Linked DNA regions of Homo sapiens: region 2 is linked to region 1. Evidence: chromatin contacts called from ENCODE Hi-C or POLR2A ChIA-PET data. All regions are on one chromosome and are shown on one strand. Each heading gives the region's core, a stretch centred on a gene start or an enhancer-like site at or near the end of the contact. The rest is flanking DNA. Distances are from core to core; before and after follow the strand shown.

Evidence for each region. A loop is a pair of places that touch in the nucleus more often than their neighbours do. ChIA-PET counts read pairs that join two places held with the same protein, here RNA polymerase II (POLR2A). Pooled maps may share reads with other maps.
Region 2: a map of PC-9 shows a loop between it and region 1 (14-fold over the local background). The contact joins two enhancer-like sites. A Hi-C loop is called at or near these places in 3 of 168 maps with a recorded cell type or tissue (IMR-90, MCF 10A and PC-9), 4 of 37 single-sample maps with no recorded cell type and 10 of 50 pooled maps. POLR2A ChIA-PET finds 5 or more read pairs at or near these places in 2 of 52 experiments (AG04450 and MCF 10A).

Annotation. Positions count from the first base shown.
Region 1 is chr3:190,199,712-190,204,351 of GRCh38, reverse strand. No RefSeq gene overlaps it. Among named protein-coding and RNA genes, the nearest start is that of P3H2-AS1, 81 kb to the right of the region's middle. Within about 2 kb of position 2,396, at least 4 of the 41 ENCODE cell types and tissues checked have a DNase peak (open chromatin) inside an H3K27ac peak, as active enhancers do.
Region 2 is chr3:190,382,401-190,387,040 of GRCh38, reverse strand. It overlaps a transcript of CLDN16 not described here. Among named protein-coding and RNA genes, the nearest start is that of CLDN16, 3.4 kb to the left of the region's middle. RefSeq lists an enhancer at 327-621 and a silencer at 2,447-2,741. Within about 2 kb of position 2,665, at least 4 of the 41 ENCODE cell types and tissues checked have a DNase peak (open chromatin) inside an H3K27ac peak, as active enhancers do.

The DNA.
Region 1 (4,640 bases), core at 1,147-3,646:
ACAGGGTACAGCCTCCCTCCTGGTTGCTTTCATGGGTTGGTGCTGAGTGTCTGTGGCTTTTCCAGGTGCACGATGCCAGCTGTCAGTGGATCTATCATTCTGGGGTCTGGCAGATAGTGGCCCTCTTCTCACAGCTCCACTAGGCAGTGTCCCAGTGGGAATTCTGTGTGGCAGCTTCAACCCCTTCCACACTGCCCTAGAAGAGGTTCTCTATGAGCACCCTGCCCCTGCAGCAAACTTCTGCCTGGACATACAGGCTTTTCCATACATCCTGCGAAATATAGGCAAAGGTTCCCAAACCTCAATTCTTGATTTCTGAGCACCCACGGGCCCAACACCTCCTGGAAGCTGCCAATGCTTTGGCCTTGCACCCTCTGAAGCCATGGTCTGAGCTGTATCTTGTCCCCTTTTAGTCAAGGCTAGAGTGGCTAGGATGCAGGGCACCAAGTCTCTAGGCTGCACAGAGCAGAGGGGTCCTGGACCAGGCTCAGGAAATCATTTTTTCCTCTTAGGCCTCTGGACCTGTGATGGAAGGGGCTGCTGCATGTCTCTGACATGCCCTGGAGATATTTTCCCCATTGTTTTAGAGATTAACATTTGTCTCCTGATTACTTATGCAAATTTCTGCAGCTGGCTTGAATTTCTCCTCAGAAAATGGGTTTTTCTTTTCTATCACATCATCAGGCTGCAAATTATCCAAACTTTCATGCTCTGTTTCCCTTTTAAAATTGAACGCTTTTAACAGAACATAAGTCACATCTTGAAGGCTTTGCTGCTTAGAAATTTCTTCTGCCAGATACCCTAAATCATCTCCCTCAATTTCAAAGTTCTGCAAATCTCTAGGGCAGTGGCAAAATGCCACCAGTCTCCTTGCTAAAATATAGCAAGAGTCACCTTATTCCAGTTCCCAACAAATTCCTCATCTCCATCTGAGATGACCTCAGCCTGAATTTCATCGTCCATATCATTATCAGCATTTTGGTCAAAGCCATTGAAAATGTTTCCAGGAAGTTCCAAACTTTCCCACATTTTCCTGTCTTCTTCTGAGCCCTCCAAACTGTTCCAACACCTGCTTGTTACCCAGTTCCAACACCACTTCCATATTTTTGGGTATCTTTACAGCAGTACCCCAGTCTACCAGTACCAATTTAATGTATTAGTCTGTTCTCATGCTGCTGACAAAGACATACCCAAGACTGGACAATTTACAAAGAAGAAAAGAGGTTTAATAGACTCACAGTTCCACTTGGCTGGGGAGGTCTCACACTCACGGCAGAAGGTGAAAGGTACATCTTACATGGGAGCAGTTTAGGAGAGAATGAAAGCCAAGCAAAAGGGGTTTCCCCTTATAAAACCATCAGATGTCATGGGACTCATTCACTACCATGAGAACAGTATGGGGGAACTGCCCCCATGATTCAATTACCTTCTACCAGGTCCCTCCGACAACATATGGGAATTATGGGAGCTACAATTCAAGATGAGATTTGGGTGGGGACACAGCCAAACCATATCACACTTACATAGACTTTTTTGTCACATCTAGCTCTCTAAACATAAGAAATTCATATTGGTATATAGCTTAAAGTTGAAAACAACTCTATTTTTTCCCAATGCGTGGTAAATTTTTAAAACATCATTCATGAAATACTTGCTCTCTTTTTCCCCCACCAACTTAAAATGTCACTTCAAATATCAGCTGTCAATACTTTTCATGAGTTTCTTCCTGGACTCTATGCGATTCAGCTGGCCTACTTGTTTACTTTTGCATATTTTGTGTCTTTTAATGACTGTTATGTTATGGTGCATTTTATATCTTAAGCAAGCCCTTTTTCTTCTCCTTTCTTTTTCATTTTTCTTTTGTTATTGTTTCACATTTTCTCTTACATTTGAACTATACTACCAAGTTATAATATTCAAATATACAAACAACATTCTTTGGGGGTTTTGCCTGTGATATTTTCAGACCTGTAGCTTACTCTGGAAGATGTATGCATATTATAATAATAAATATTTTAACAATTACAATATATCCCTTCATTATTCTATGTTCCTTAGTAGGGTTCTACAATTTTCCTTATAAATATCTTGTTCATTTCATGTTAGGCTTATTCCTACTTAATTTATGATTTTATTTCCTAGAACTTTATGAGAAGGAATATTCTGAACGGGTGCCCAATATCAACCTTAAGAGAAGGATATACCTCATATTTTTATTTTCCTAGCTCTATTGCCTGGCCTCCAATATACACTTAGTATGTACTATAATTAAAATACACCTTCGGGTAAATTTCGGTTTGGTTTTCTTTTAACCCATTACTTCTCAATGTACAGTGATAACATAATAAAACAAGCCACAAGATGGCAGAATAAGCCATCTTTCCTGGACTTATAGGAAGGTTTTTAGACAAGAAACTGATCACGACTTGCTCATGGAGAAGAATAAATTATTTTATACTCCACAATGAACCAGCATACTGACAATAGTATTAATCTTTTTCTTTTTTTTTTTTTTTTTTTTTTGAGACGGAGCCTCGCTCTGTCGCCCAGGCTGGAGTGCAGTAGCGCGATCTCGGCTCACTGCAAGCCCCGCCTCCCGGGTTCACGCCATTCTCCAGCCTCCCGAGTAACTGGGACTACAGGCGCCCACAACCACTCCCGGCTAAGTTTTTGTATTTTTAGTAGAGACGGGGTTTCACCGTTTTAGCCAGGATGGTCTCGATCTCCTGACCTCGTGATCCGCCCGCCTCTGCCTCCCAAAGTGCTGGGATTACAAGCGTGAGCCACCGCGCCCGGCCAACAGTATTAATCTTAAAACAAAAACTTCAATATAAAATAAAGAAAATACTTCTGACGGTAAAAACTATTACCATAAATTATACTTTACTAAATCCTTCATTCATATACATATACGAATACTATATAGAGAGAGTACTTTCTCTAATTCTTCTTCTTTACTCCACTGCAGAACTGTGGGTACTCAGTAGAGTTTAGTTTCTCATCTTCTGCTTTACTCTATTCTTTTTGTTTTTCTCTCTTCAAATAACTTATCTACTCTGATGCCAAACATCACCTCTGTGCCCACACCCGTCAAACTGTATTCATGGCCCTAAACTCAATTTCATTCTAAAGCCTTATTTATTTATTTATTTTAAGTTACATGTGCAGGATCTACAGGTTTGTTACATAGGTAAATGTGCAGGGTACATGTGCAGGATGTGCAGGTTTGTTACATTGGTAAACGTGTGCCATGGTGGTTTGCTGCACCTATCAACCTATCACCTAGGTATTAAGCCCAGCATGCAATAGCTATTTTTCCTGATGCTCTCCCTTCCACCACCCCCACCCCTGAGGTTTATGTCAAACCTCATATATATATAATATATAATATATTTTATTATATATAATATATATAATATATAATATATTTTATTATATATTATATATAATATATATTATATTTTATTATATATAATATATATAATATATAATATATTTTATTATATATTATATATAATATATATTATATTTTATTATATATAATATATATAATATATAATATATTTTATTAATATTATATATATTATATATATGAGGTTTGACATAAAAATATATTGACATATATATACACACACACATATACATATATATGAGGTTTGACATAAATATATATATACACATATATATGCGTGTGTATATATATATACACACACACACACACATATACTTGAATTATGTTTGCAAGGTGAGTTGCTGTTCTTCTTAAAGAGGTAGGCCAGGCAACTCTTTTATTAAGAAATGACTGACCGGGTGCGGTCGCTCACGCCTGTAATCCCAGCACTTTGGGAGGCCGAGGCGGGCGGATCACAAGGTCAGGAGATCGAGACCATCCTGGCTAACATGGTGGAACCCCATCTCTACTACAAATACAAAAAATTAGCTGGGTGTGGTGGCGGGAGCCTGTAGTCCCAGCTGCTGGGGAGGCAAGGCAGGAGAACAGCGTTAATCCAGGAGGCGGAGCTTGTAGTGAGCTGAGATGGTGCCACTGCACTCCATCCTGGGCGACAGAGTGAGACTCCGTCTCAAAAAAAAAAAAAAGAAATGATTCCTGCTTGCTCCTATCCCTGAGGAGATATATATATATATATATTCAGACTGCTGTTGCCCTTGTTGCCCAGGCTGGAGCTGGAGCGCAGTGGCACAATCGCAACTCACTGCAACCTCCGCCTCCCGGGTTCAAGTGATTCTCCTGCCTCAGCCTCCCAGGTAGCTGGGATTACAGGTGTGCCCACCATGCACGGCCAATTTTTGTATTTTTAATAGAGATGGGGTTTCACCATGTTGGCCAGGCTGGTCAAGAACCCCTGACCTCAAGTGATCCACCCACCTCAGCCTCCGAAAGTGTTGGAATTACAGGTGTGAGCCACAACGCCTGGCCCAAACCTCATACTTTTAACAATCATCTAACATGGCCTGTACATTACCTGAGTCCTTCTCTTCCTCTAGGGCACACAGATTATCAGCATTTACCTCTCTTAATGTTTTTTCAGCCAATACTTTTGAAATAGTAAGTTATGGCCTATTACTGAGTTGTGAAACCAATTTAGTTCATTGCATCCAGCAATATAAAAAAATAAAAT
Region 2 (4,640 bases), core at 1,416-3,915, 180 kb before region 1:
AAAGGCCAGAAAGAGGTAATTACTCTGGCATGAATCAGCTACTAAGATTCTTATTTTACCAACAGCTTATAAAAGGATTACTTTTTTCCATTTGAAAATTATTTGATCATAATATACAGTATAAAAGGCTAAAATCAGTATTGATAAACCATTTTTCAAAATATATTACAATAATAAACTTTTTGTGGCTAAACTTTGTTTTTTCTAATTTTAATTCATTTTATTCAAGTATATAAAACGTAAATTTAAATGTAAAAGCTGCATGGAAAACCATAGGTGGAATATAAGCTTAATTATTTCTATACATAGGGTCTACAGTACCACCCCTGCTATCCAGAATTTCCCTTTTGAGGCTTCAGTTACCAGTGGTTAATCATGGTCTGCAAAAATTACATGGGAAATTTCATAGATAAACAATTCATCAGTGGTAAATTGAACACTGTTCTGAATAGCGTGATGAAATCTCAAGCCATCCCACTTCACATGGGATATGAATCATCCCTTTGGCCAGCATTTCCACATTGTATGCACTACCCACCCCTTAGTCACTTAATAGCTGCCTCGGTGATCTGACCTACTGTTGCGTATAGTGTGTGTAGGATCCAGTACTGTCCTTCGTTTCTGACATCCACTGAGGGTCTTTGAACATATTCCTCAAGGAGAAGGGGTGATTACTGTACACATTAGCGATCGTTATAACTATCTGCGAGGTACATTACAGATGCTTTTATTTTACTTATTTTGTTTAACAGTTGGAAAAAAAATACCTGTTTTTTAAGTGCTCATTCAAAGAATGTCATTGCCCACGGAATACAAACATGCTGCTTTGGTGAGTCACAGAGAATCTTTCCCTGTGCCCTAAAATCTGAAATGCTATTAAGATTTACTCTGCTGATCTGGGAGAGCAAACCAATTCCAAAAGCACATGCCCTTTGCAGGAAAAGTCCTGGACTTGTTGCTGACATTTCACACAGGGACTTTTCACAGTGTACTTTACCTGCTAACAGTGCACTCCAAGGCAGTAGTTCTTCAACCTGAGTGTACACTGGACTCTGTAAGGCCACTTGTTATAAATGCAAACCCAGGAATTCCACTCCCAGACATTTGGATTCAGGAAATTGGGAGTGGAAGCCAGGAATTCATATTTTACATGTGTTTTGTATAAAATTCTGATTTTGAAACAGATGGCCATACTTTGAGAGATGAGTTTAGAACAACAAAAGAAAAACAATTTTTTAAGAGTTATATACTACAAATCACAGACAAAGTTTTAGAAAAGAGGGTATCAGAATTCCATCTTTGCTACAAACTCTTCCCTAACTAGCACCAATAGGTCCCAAATCCAAATATCAGAACTTAATGGAAAGAAATAAAGACCAAAAAATGCTAAGCATATGCATTCTCATATGCAAACACACACATGTGCATACATATCTCTGGAAATCATAGATTCTTTCACAAAAAAAAAAATCTAGACTATAGCATTCATTCGCTCCTAATGGTCACTGAACATTGTATGTGATAGGGAGTGGGGAATTATTCAGGTGGCTATAGAATTGTTCCTGAATTTAAGTTTACTACTCTTAGAGAATAACATAAAACATTCAGGCTTGCATGTGAATTTCTGTGAGTGAGGCCATAATGTAATAGGAGATACAAAAAGGAGAGTCATGCAAACTGATAGAGCAGTAAACACTTCATGGATGGGATGTGAGTGCACTTCTAAGAAATGTGTAGGGTGTTGTGAGGATGGAGGGCACAGATGCAGAATAAACTGCTCACCAATCTATATAGACACATCTCTTTTGCATTCTGACCCTCCCTAGGCTTCAACATTTTGGTTTATCAACTCTTTTATAGTTTAATTCCATTCCATCCAGCACACATTTATGAACAGTGTACTCTGACTCTAGTACTTTCTCTTGGGACACAGAGAAAATAAACGGTTGGAAGAACTCATCCTAGTCCTTGAGAGGTTTACTCTTCAGTGAGTGGACCAGAAGCAGGAAGTAAAGAACTCCATTCAGGTAATTCTGACAACAGTCTTAAGCTATAATACCACTCCCAATAAGAGTATATAGGCATATTAGTTAGAAATATGATGTGTTTTCCAATTTATTATAAACATGAAGAAAAGTTATTACTGTGTGTTGCTCAATAAGGTTTACAAAATATTTTCAGATATATTATCTCATCTAAGCTCTGTGAAGACAGACATCTTTCGTTCACCAGTGCATCCCACATGCTTAAAATTCTACCTGGCATATGGTAGGCTCTCAGCAAATGTGTAATAATTTAATTCTCAGAGCCCCCACATTTTACAGAAGAGGGAGTAATATTGGACTTTCCCCTTCTGAAACATTCAGGGTCCTCCAGGATGGATACTAGGCTGGCAAAAGTGTCCTAATCATCTTTGCAGCTCCAGGGCTATTGATTTTGCAAGATCTCTAAGACCAACAGTTTGGTCAATTCATTATGCACCATGTTCCTACTCACCCAGTGCTTGCACTACTCCTGGATGAGGCTTTAGAGCCACCTGGCGATCAGTTGAGTGACACCCTTAATCTAGCACCGTGGCTGTTGGTCTATTAAAGGAAGTAATTGTAGAACTGGAAGTATTGCAGTTGTCCTTTTGGTCTGCAGGTGGAAGCAGCCTTGCATTTTCAGTTAAACAGAACAGCAAGCTCTTGTGTCAAGAACAGCATATTTTTGTGTTAGTTCTGTTGTTTCCATTAATGTCACAAAATGTTCCCTCTATATTTATTAGGATAATAAGAGTTATTAGAAGGAGTAAACTGACTTATACCATATCCTATAAATAGTCTTCTAACTCCCTTTGAAATTTCCAGTGCATATTGGAAAAATCTAAACAATAAAATCAGTTGCTGTTCTGAAAGGCCATGCTAGCTATAACTAATATAAAAAAAGCGGTGGTTAAAAGCTTGGACCTCATAGTCAGGCTGACTCGAGTTTAGGCTAAGCCCATTTATATATGACAGATCTTGAGCAAGCTAGTTAACATTTCTGAGGCTGCCTTCTTGTCAATAAAATGAGAATTATGAATTTTGTCCCATAAAATGGCTGTGAAAAATGAATAACGTTTGTAAAGGTCTTAATGAAGTGCATAGAACTCAATAAATAAGCAATAAATTGTAGTTAGTATGATTTTTATAAGTTTGCTGTTTTATATATGTGCCATGCATATACATATGTATGTATGTTTGTGTGTACACACATGTATGTGTGTGTATGTATATCTATATCTATATATAAAACAACTTACTAAGTTGAAAACAAAGGAAAGAAAAAGTGTAGTCATAAAACAATTTCATTTTTGTCTCCTATGGTGCTTTCAAATCCATTTGGTTTGGGCCTATTCTTCCCCTGACCCTTGAATAAAATATAGGGCAAGTTCTATGACATTTATGTCATTTTCAGGTAATGTTTCAGGTAATATAATGTATTTTAGTCATTTCAAAGCACAAAGATACCGCTTCCTTCCAGTGATATGAGTATCTGTACCCCTGTACATAGGCCAAATCTCTTTATAGCCACTCCTCCATCATGCAGTCATCTTCCATCATGTAGGCAATGTGTCTGCTAGAACTTTTGTTCCTTAGATTTCTTAGCTGGAGAAGTGCACAGGTTTACCGTGTTTCTCTAGATCCAGGGAGCAAACACCAAGTGTTCAGAGCAGATGAACTGAAGCCTTGTTCTTTAGGCTTAAAGTGAGATTCAAGAACTCCCAGTGTCTGCCCCCTCCGTGGTGACATAAAAGTGGTACTCAGTACATATCAATAGCTCCCTCCAAAAATTATCTCCTAAACTCTAACTCCTTTCTTGGGGTTAAGTTTATTTGTTTGTTTGTTTGTTTTGAAAGGGAGAGAGATAGCTGGTCCACTAGGGGCTGCAAAACTGGTTCTCAGACACCATTTTTGCAACTCCGGCATAGGTCTCTTGTTTCATTTTGGAACTTGGTCTTTATTGTCTAGTGGATTCAGTAAAAACTGAGTCAGAAATGATTCTAATTTAAAATCCTATTACACTAGCTTATGTGATGTTGCACTGGAAGTCTAGTGTTCATTACGGGCAGCCCACACCTGGATTTGTTGTGTTTACTCTTGGGTACCACTATTTAAGATAAAGCCCAACTAGAGAAGGTTCCAGTTAGTGAGATTAATGAGGAGATCGGCAACTATCTGGCAACTATCTCACATGAAGCATGACTGAAGGAAATTGGGACAAAAAGAGTATTTTAATTGTTTTCAAAAAGGGAACAGAGCAAACGTGACAGTGGGTTTTAAATAATGGGTGGATGGCCCAAAGGAATTATGATCTTTCTGGCAGGCTTCAGAGAATATAACTAGAAAATATTGTAAAAGCACAGAGAAGCAGAATTATGCTCAATTAAGAAGGGACTTTCCAACAGTTAGAACTGACTGAAAGGGAAATGGTCTGGTTTGGTGGGGGTTCAAATAGTGGTAGGATCACCATTGGTACAAATGTTACCTACAAAATTCATGAATCAGTTCATGATGGGAATAATTGACATCTCCAATGTGGAGAATGCTTGGGCAAGCATGAGGCCCTGAAAATAGTATGCTGTTTATGCATCTGTTTTCTTTCATAGAATTCAAGTT